Regions from separate parts of the Homo sapiens genome. Here region 2 is linked to region 1. A link is a contact called in ENCODE POLR2A ChIA-PET data. All regions are on one chromosome and are shown on one strand. Each heading gives the region's core, a stretch centred on a gene start or an enhancer-like site at or near the end of the contact. The rest is flanking DNA. Distances are from core to core; before and after follow the strand shown.

Evidence for each region. ChIA-PET counts read pairs that join two places held with the same protein, here RNA polymerase II (POLR2A).
Region 2: POLR2A ChIA-PET joins it to region 1 with 11 read pairs in PC-9. The contact joins the promoter of SELENOV here to the promoter of EIF3K in region 1. POLR2A ChIA-PET finds 5 or more read pairs at or near these places in 2 of 52 experiments (PC-9 and Panc1).

The regions. Positions count from the first base shown.
Region 1 is chr19:38,617,938-38,622,857 of GRCh38, reverse strand. EIF3K (eukaryotic translation initiation factor 3 subunit K) reads right to left here and starts at 3,670. Exons shown (of 8, transcript NM_013234.4): 1 at 3,531-3,670; 2 at 2,423-2,521. The coding sequence starts at 3,589. It overlaps MAP4K1 (mitogen-activated protein kinase kinase kinase kinase 1), which reads left to right and starts at 4,905. Exons shown (of 31, transcript NM_001042600.3): 1 at 4,905-4,920. RefSeq lists enhancers at 1-638, 4,332-4,381.
Region 2 is chr19:39,513,319-39,518,042 of GRCh38, reverse strand. It overlaps SELENOV (selenoprotein V), which reads right to left and starts at 2,904. Exons shown (of 6, transcript NM_182704.2): 1 at 2,022-2,904. The coding sequence starts at 2,830.

The DNA of each region.
Region 1 (4,920 bases), core at 2,421-4,920:
AAAAGCAAATGGGAGAAATATCGCTGAATTCTTTTTCTCAGCATGGAACGTCCCTGAGAAAGAGAATGCGCACCTAGGGGTAGGTCTCTGAACGGGCCCCCCGGGGCGTACCTGTCTCTTATAGTCGAGATTGCAGAGGTGAAATAAACTCGTCTCCCATAGCGTTCCCAGGCTTATTAGGAAGAGGAAATTCCCGCCTAATAAATTTTGGTCAGACCGGTTGATCTCAAAACCCTGTCTCCTGATAAGATGTTATCAATGACAGTGGTGCCCAAAACTTCATTAGCAATTTTAATTTCGCTTTGATCCTGTGGTCCTGTGATCTCGCCCTGCCTCCACTTGCCTTGTGATATTCTATTACCCTGTTAAGTACTTGATGTCTGTCGCCCACACCTATTCGCACACTCCCTCCCCTTTTGAAAATCCCTAATAAAAACTTGCTGGTTTTTGTGGCTTGTGAGGCATCACGGATCCTACCAATGTGTGATGTCTCCCCCGGACGCCCAGCTTTAAAATTTCTCTCTTTTGTACTCTGTCCTTCTATTTCTCAAGCCAGCCAATGCTTAGGAATATAGAAAAGAACCTACGTGATTATCGGGGCAGGCCCCCCGATACGTACAGCTACTTAGGAGGCCGAGGCAGGAGGATTACATGAACCTGGGAGGCAAAGGATGCACTGAGTTGAGATCATGAGATCACGCCAAGGCACTCTAGCCTGGGCAAGAAGGTGAGACCCTGTCTCAAAAAAAAAAAAAAAAGGAAAGAAAGAAAGCACCCAAGTAAAATTAGCTGGGCATGGTGGTGCATGCCTGTAGTCCCAGCTATTCAGGAGGCTGAGGCGGGAGAATCACTTGAGTCCAGAAGGCTAAGGATGCAGTGAGCCATGACTGTGCCACTGTACTCCAGCCTGGGCAACAGAAGATCCTGTCTCCAAAAAAAAAAAAAAAAAAAAAAGGGCACGAAGAACCCACAATGTCCATCAAGAGCCAGAAGAGATCATTAGGACAGCCACACAAGTGACACAGTGGAGAGCTATACATCCATGACAACAAACTGCAGCCATATCAAAAACAAAACAAAAAAACAAAAAACACTGGATGGATCTCACAAACCCAGTGCTGAGTAGCAAATGGCAAATGCAGAAGAGTTTGTGCTGTATGCACTCCATCTGTATCAAGTTCAAAGCAGGGAAACCTGAGCTGAGCTGAGCCAGATGTATGCATGCATAGTAAACCATCACATAAAGCCAGGCCATGAGAGCATGGGGGAGCAGGGGAATTGGTTGGCATAGAGCATAGGGGGCAAAGAGCCTGTGGTGCTAGCAATAACTTTGCAACATAAATGGTGATTATGTAGGCTTTCATTTATAATGATTTGTTAAACTACATGTTTGCTTAATGTATTAGCCTGTACATGTGTTCTGTAATTAACCTTTATTTATTTTTGAGACAGGGTCTCACTCTGTCGCCCAAGCTGGAGTGCAGTGGTATGATCTTGGCTCACTGCAACCTCTGCCTCCCAGGCTCAAAAAATTCTCCTGCCTCAGCCTCCCAAGGAGCTGGGACTACAGCCATGCGCCACTGGGCCCAGCTAATTTTTGTAGAGACAGGGTTGTGCCATGTCACCCAAATTGGTAATTCTTTTTTTTTTTTTTTTTTTTAAAAAGAGGGGTCTCACTCTGTCCCCCAGGCTGGAGTGCAGTGGCACTATCATGGCTCACTGCACCTTAATCTTCCAGGCTTAAGCGATCCTTCCACCTCAGCCTCTCAAGTAGCTGGAACTACAGCCACACACCGCTACATTAATTTTTAAATTTTTTCGTAGGGTTGGGTCTCGCTATGTTGCCATGGATGGTCTCGAACTCTTTGGCTCAAGTGAGTCTCTCGCCTCAGCCTCCCAAAGTGCTGGGATTACAGGCATGAGCCCCTGCGGCCACCCTAATTGATTTTTTATTATTATTTTTGAGACGGAGTTTCGGTCTTGTTGCCCAGGCTGGAGTGCAATGGCGCGATCTTGGTTCACCACAATCTCCGCCTCCTGGGTTCAAGCAATTCTCCTGCCTCAGCCTCCCGAGTAGCTGGGATTACAGGCATGTGGCACCACGCCTGGCTAATTTGGTATTTTTTAGTAAAGATGGGGTTTCTCCGTGTTGGCCAGGCTGGTCTCAAACTCCCTACCTCAGGTGATCCGCCTGCCTCATCCTCCCAAAGTGCTGGGATAACAGGCGTGAGTCACCGCGCCCGGCAATTGATTTTTCAAAAACCATCCCTCCTCCTGTCCCAACTTCCTTGGCTTCCTAGTCTTGCACACCAAGAGATGCTGCATTGTTCAGGATACTACCAGCCACCCCCTTGCCCTGTACTGGGAGTGGCACCCTGCTAGTTGCTGCAATGGGAGTGTAGACAGAGAGCTAGACACTTACAGCTTCAGGACAGCCAGGTTGGCTTCCAGATCATAGGCATTTTCCTTGGCCTGCGTCTCTACATAGCGCTCCAGGGTGGCCAGGTTCTCAGGATTGTACCTAAAGGAGAATCAAGATAGGTGAGCACAGAGGAGACAGAAGCTGAGGCCAGCCACCTTATGGAGCAAGGGGCCACTGTAACCTGCTCCTCCCGCCCTTCCCCTCTAAATCTGGCACTGGCCACTTGCTCTATCCAGGTAGTGAATTATGTCCAGTATAATCTCTAGTAAAACTTATTCTTATCCCAGACCTCTCGCCTAAGCTCTAAACTCCACTGGAGCCCTGGCTCTTCCCTAGGATGCCTCCTCAACCTCTGAGCCAGTCAGTCACTGCAGCTTGTACACCTGGCCTCCTGAATGTCTCTGCTACTCACCCCTTCCTCCCCTGTTCAGGCCTCCACCCTGATCCAGCCCCATCCTCTCCTGCCTACCTCGCTGCCTACTTCCTCCATGTCCACCTGAACACTCTGGCCTTTGCTTCCCCCATTTCAGTTCTAATCTCTCCCGGCTATCGCTGTCTGCTGTCAGGTTTGTCTCCCTTATGGAAAGGGAACTCAGACCGTGAAGGCATGATCTGCCGCTGTCTGATTCGCCTGTGGTTCCCAGCATTGCCTAGCACTGACAGTTTATTTCAGTAAACGTGTGGAGAATGAATGACTTATAGAGCAGAGAAGGGAGAGATTAAGAGGCACTCAAAGGAGGCGGAGCAGAGAAGGAAACCTTAAGGCAATTTACGAAGAGACTGAGTGGTACCAAGATTCTCTCGCTTCTAGGCCTTTGCAGTGCTTTTGTTTCTTTCTTTTAGAGACGGGGTTTGGCTGTTGCCCAGGCTGGTCTCTAACTCCTGGGCTCAGGCGACCCACCTACCTCGGCCTCCCAAAGTGCTAGGATCACAGGCGTGAGCCACTACCCCCAGCTCAGTGCCGTTTCTTTAAGCATCTCCTCCTCCAGGAGGATAGAGAAACCCCACCCCGCGGCAAGCCCAGGACCCTGAACACCCCTTGCTGTCTCCGGAAAACCCTCTCCTCCGCCCCGCTTGGCCAGAGCGCTTCCTCCAACCGGGCTCAGACCTGTCGATACCCTTGAGCAACTTGCCCACGTTGGCTCTCATCTGCTCAAACATCGCCATGACTTCTGTCGCCTTCCACAACCAGGGCTGGAGGCTAACACTGACCCGGCACGGCGTCCTCAAGGACGGGAACAGGAAGAGGTGGTGGAAACGGAAACGACGTCGTTGTTGTCGCTCCAGCTCCTTGGGTGCGGTAAAGGGAAAGGCTCTAGCAGCAGCCGCCACGCTTTCCGGCTGCCACGTGACTTCTTCCTCGCAGGCGCAATTGGCGCGTGCGCATTCGCGCCACTCAAGCTGGACAGACAGCGTGAGAAAAATCTTACTGGATCCCAGTGCGCAGGCGCCTCTCGTGGCGAGGGGGCGGGGCTAAGCTTTTCCCGGGCCTCACAGACCCAGTTCCAGTGCCGGTAGCGCGGGAGCGTGCGCGCGCGAACTCACCGGGAAGCACCCGGAGCTCTGGCGGCGTGCGCGCGCGTTGTATTGCGCGCGGCCATGAGGCCACGGAGCTCTGCGGGAATGCACGCAGCAGCCTTACGTTTAGGCCATGGCCAAGTTCCGAGGGAGGTGTTCTGAGGTCCCTCTTGCCACAGGCCTGGGCGCCTGGTGCAGGATCCTGAGCTCTCCAGTTTCAAGTCTCAGCCCTTGGTCCCCAGCTCCAGGAGGAGGGTCCCACAAAGCTACTGTGCTCTGCCGGGCAGGGGCTGGGGTGAGGGCTCCTGGACTTCGCCGGATCGCGCCCCGTCTCCATTAGGTTCCGGTCTTGGAGCTGAGGGCGAGCGTCCCATTTGTACTGCCATGAATTATATATTATGTATAGGTTTTGTACACTGCAGGCCTACAAAATGCAGTTATGTGCCATGCATGTGGAGGTATATGTCCTGGGTACATCCACGTGTGTACTGTGCACACAGGTATCCAGGCAGATGCACGTCTACACGCCTGCGCAGTGCAGAGGAGGTAACCCAAGTGCATGTATGTGACAGGTGAACAGGCATGTACACTGCATAGCCATCCCTTTGCAGACCTGCCGCCTTCGGGTTGTGGCCAAACCTTCAAGCACCCAGCAGAGGTTTAGACACTACCTAGGAGACGGGGGCGGGGGTTCTAAGGCACCCCCCTCCAACCCAGTTACGATTAAGATCATTTGCATCACATTTACATCCAGCCCTGGGCCTTGGAGGTTGAGGGTGGTCCCTTGGGTCCCAAGACAAGCTGCCCCTCAGAGGCTCTCAGAGCCCAGGGGACGGGGGGGTGGAGCCCGTTGCACAGTCGTGCAGTGCAGCTGGGGCAGGAAGCGAGAGTGAGGAGGGGGGAGGCCACAGCCCGCGGAGGCAAGGCGGGTGCAGGGCTTCTGGGGACGGAGGGAGGTGCCAGAAGTTGAGCCCTGAGGC
Region 2 (4,724 bases), core at 1,655-4,154, 900 kb before region 1:
CCTCGGCCTCCCAAAGTGCTGGAATTACAGGCGTGAGCCACCGCGCTGGGCTTTTTTTTTTTTTTTTTTTTTTTTTTTGAGACAGAGTCTTGCTCTGTCGCCCAGGCTGGAGAGCAGTGGTGCGATCTCGGCTCACTGCAACCTTCCACCTCCTGGGTTCTAGCAATTCTCCCACTTCAGCTTCCCAAGTAGCCGGGATTACAGGCATGCACCATCACACCCAGCTAATTTTTGAAATTTTTTATAGAGACAGGGTTTCACCATGTTGCCGTGTTGCCCAGGCTGGTCTTCAACACCTGGCCTCAAGTGATCCACTCACCTTGGCCTCCCAAAGTGCTGGGATTATAGGCCCTGCCCCTAGCTCATCTTTCAATACCCCAGGTATGCCCTGCCTCAGGACCTTTGCACTGGCAGTTCCCTCAGCCAAATGCTCTCCCCACAGCATCCACACAACTCCTTCTCTCCTTCCTTCAGGGCTTCGCTCATATACCCCCTTCTCAGTGAGGCCTTCCTGACCACCCCAGCTAAAACTGCAACCCCCCAAAATGCCTTTTGTTCACAGTACGGATCACCTCCTCACATATGAGATCATTTTCTACAGGTCATATTATTGTTTTTTTGCTTGCCCCTCCACACCAGCCCATGGGAGCCACAAGGACGGGGATCTCGGTCTTGTTCACTGCTGTGTCCCTGATGCCAATAGGACCTGGAACATGGTGGGTGGTGAAGAAGTAGTTGTCGAATGAATACATGAATACACGAATCCATGGAGTCAGAGAAAGAGACAGAAAAGATAAGATGGAGAGAAAGAAAGAGGCCAGAGGTGAGGGAACCGAGATAGGGAGAAGCAGAAACACACAACACTCTGGGAAAGGAAAGACACAGGCTGGGCACGGTGGCTCACACCTGTAATCCCAGATCTTTGGGAGGCTGAGGCAGGAGGACTGCTTGAATGTAGGAGTTCAAGAACAGCCTGGGCAACATAGTGATACTGCCCCCGCACCCCATCCCCGACCCCATCTCTACAACAAAATTTAAAAATTAGGGGCCAGGCGCGGTGGCTCACACCTATAATCCCAGCACTTTGGGAGGCCAAGGTGGGTGGATCACGAGGTCAGAAGATCGAGACCAGCCTGGCCAACATGGTGAAACCCCGTCTCTACTAAAAAAAAATACAAAATTAGCCGGGCGTGGTGGCACATGCCTGTGGTTCCAGCTGTTCGGGAGGCTGAGGCAGGAGAATTGCTTGAACCCGGGAGGCAGAGGTTGCAGTGAGCAGAGGTCGCGCCATTGCACTCCAGCCTGGGCAACAAGAGTGAAACTCCGTCTCAAAAAAAAAAAAAAAAAATTAGGCAGGCATGGTGGTGCACACCTGTAGTCCCAGCTACTCAGGAGGCTGAGGTGGGAAGATCGCTTGAGCCCTGGAGGTCGAGGCTGCAGTGAGCAGTGATTGCACCACTGCACTCCAGCCTGGGCAGTAAAGCAAGACCTGTCCGAAACACAAACAAAAACAAAAGAGAGAGAGAGTGAGGTGGGGAGACAGAGAGACAGAGAGTGGGAGAGACCGCCTGTGGGCAGAGACAGAAGAGGAGGAAGTGAGAGAGAGAGAGAGAGACAAGGGGCCAGAGAGGCTTCCAGGGCAGGAGAGAGGCTGGGAAGGGAAGCCAGAGCCCCTATCATGTGCGGTGTCTTTGGGTTGGTCTTGCTGGGGAGCAAAGTAGATCGATCTGCTCTACTCAGCACCCCATCTCTAGCACAGGCCTGGCACTTGGCCCGCGGGGCACTCAGAAACGAATGAATGAAGCTCAGATCCAAAGCAGGGATTTGAACCTGAAGCTCTCCTGCCCCAAAGAGAATGAGAGACAAGAGCGGGTTTCCAATCTGGGAACTGGAACTCTGGGGCTCTTCCTGAATCCCTCCCCTCGCCCTACCCCAACCCTGACCTCCACGTCCCCGGAGACCCAGCCCCCACTGCCGGCCCTGTCCCCGGGGGTTGGGAGAGGCATGTGTGAGGTCCTCACCAGTAGGTCACTCGAATCAGGACCCTCTTGTCCAGCGCGAAGTTCTCGCTGGAGGAGGGGAAGGTTTCCGTACAATTCTGTAAGGAGATGGCCGACGGGATGGTCCCCAGGATGGGCGAGGGGACAGGACTGGGAATGGGGGGATCCGCCAGCCCGATGGCCGACGGGTCTGCCCTGAAGGTGAAGTCCAGGGTGGGCCCGGGTGAGTTCGCGGCCAGCGGGGTGCGCGTGGGAAGGGGCCCCGGGGCGGGCCCGGCCTCGCTGGAGACCGACGGGATGAGCTTCAGGCTCGGCGCCGGCTCAGGGTCCTCCTCGGGCAACAAAGGCAGCTCCGGAGCAGGTTCCGGGGGCGGATCCAAAGGTAGGGCCGGGGCCAGGTAGGAGTCCAAGACGGGGAGCGCGGCCCGAATCCCTGCCAGGAGCTGGGCTGGGGCTGGGGCTGGGACCCGGACTGGAGGAGTCAGGGTCCGAGCCGGAGTCGGGACCGGAGTTGGGTTCCGGACGGGAACGGGAGTCGGCACCGGAGTAGGGATCCAGGCCGGAGCAGGAGGCGGAACCAGACGGGGGATCCGGGCCAGAGCGGGAGTGGGGACCAGAGTGGGAATCTGGGCTGGAGCAGGAGTCAGGACCAGAGGGGAAGTCCCGGCTGGAGACGGAGTCAGGACTGGAGTCAGGGTCCGGATGGGGGTCCGAGTCCGGACCGGAGTCGGGGTCCGGAGTGGAGTCGGTGTCCGGGTCGGGGTAGAAGCCCGGACTGAGGTTGAAGTCCGCGCCGAGGAGGGGGCTGGGGTCCGCGCCTGGTTATTCATGGGGCCCAGGGGGACCGGGGCAAGCCGGTTGGGGAGTCCCGCCCGCCTTCCCTCTTTGGGCGGGGAGAGCGTCTCCCGCACCGGGTTCTGAGACGCGGCGCGACCACTGGGGGCTCTGTTACACCGAGTTCCACCTGGCCCCCGGGTTCCACCGCGCGACCTCCCGACCTCGCCGAGTAATTCCCGCCCCCTTAACCCCCGACGCCAGGCTGAGAAACACACAGATTGCCCCAGTGCCTCCGCAGCTGTCGGTGACACTCAGGTGTTCAGCATATGTGTACTGAGTGCCTGCTGCGTGCACACTTCTCTGCTGGGTGAATTTGGGGACAGAGCAGGCATCAGGAAAGCCCTGGTCCCTGCCCTCACCAGGCTCCCTGTCCAGTAGGGGACACATACCCATTACCAAAGGGCTACAGCCCAGAGCGTTCAGGGCAGGGATGAGGGAGCCCAGGAGCTGTGGGATCCCAGAATAGGTTCAGTCAGCCTGCTGCAATCAGAGACGGCTCACTAGAAAAGGGGACAACTGACATCTGGAGACTGATGATGAGCACCACGGCAACAGTCTCACTCTGGCCCAGGCTGGAGTGCAGTGGCATGATCTCAGCTCACTGCAACCTCAGCCTTCTGGATTCAAGAGATTCTCCTGCCTCATCCTCCCAAGTAGCTGGAATTACAGGTGCCCGCCACCACACCCAGCTAGTGTTTGTGTTTTCAGTGGAGATGGGGTTTCACTATGTTGGCCAGGCTCGAACTCCTAGCCTCAAGTGACCCACCCGCCTCAGCCTCCCAAACTACTGGGATTACATGCGTGAGCCACTGCGCCCGGCTGAGAGTTCACATTTATTACAGTACTAGGCGCTAAACATTTGCCCACAGCTAGTTAAATGGCAGAGCTGGGATTCAAACTCAACCCGTCAGGCTCCAGCATCCTGGGGCTTAACCACTTTGAGAAGGAATGTCAAGCTGTGAGCTCCTCAAGGATGGGGTCTTGTCCGTCTTGTTTACTGCTGTATTCCCAGCTCCCAGAATAAGATCTGGCATGTAGTAGGTGCTCAATAAATGTTTATGGCATTAATAAAGAGACAAAGGGTTAGCCAGGTAAAGGAGGAGTTAGCTGGAGGCAGCAGGACTAGAGCCCAGACAGTGAGCACAGCAAATATGGCCTTGGAGTAAGGGGCAGGGCCATTAACCAAGGATCTTCTTTTATTTTTTGTAAGCACATCAGACATGTACTTTTTAAAACATTTTTTTATTTTTTGGGAGGACAGGCTGTCACTCTGTCACCCAGGCTGGAGCACAGTGGTGCAATCACAGCTCACTGCAGCCTCGACCTCCTAGGCTCAAGCAATCCTCCCACCTTGGCCTCCCAAAGTTCTGAGACTACAGCATGTGCTGGCCAGTCTTTGGTTGGTTGGTTGGTACGGTAGGGGGTGGAGAGACTTGTTTTCAGTAATTTGAAGGAAGCCAAGAGAGGGGTGTCTGTGTCTAACAGCCTGATGGTTTTACTTCCGAAGCAGAAAAGTGTTCCAGTGTTAGAGACTGATTTAAAAAAAAAAAAAAAAAAAAAAGCCCCTGATGGGGAGCGGTGGCTCACGCCGGTAATTCCAACACTTTGGGAGAGCAAGCCGGTGGATCACCTGAGGTCAGGAGTTCACGATCAGCCTGGCCAACATGGTAAAACCCTGCCTGTAATTGCAGCACTTCTGGAGACCAAACCAAGAGGACTGCTTGAGCCCAGGGGGACTGCTTGAGCCCAGGGGTTCAAGACCAGACTGGACAACATACCAGGAACCCCTCTCTACAAAAAACTTGAAACTTAGCTAGGTATGCTGGTATGCACCCACAGTTCCAGCTACTCAGGAGGCTGAGGCAGGAGGATCACTTGAGCCCAGAA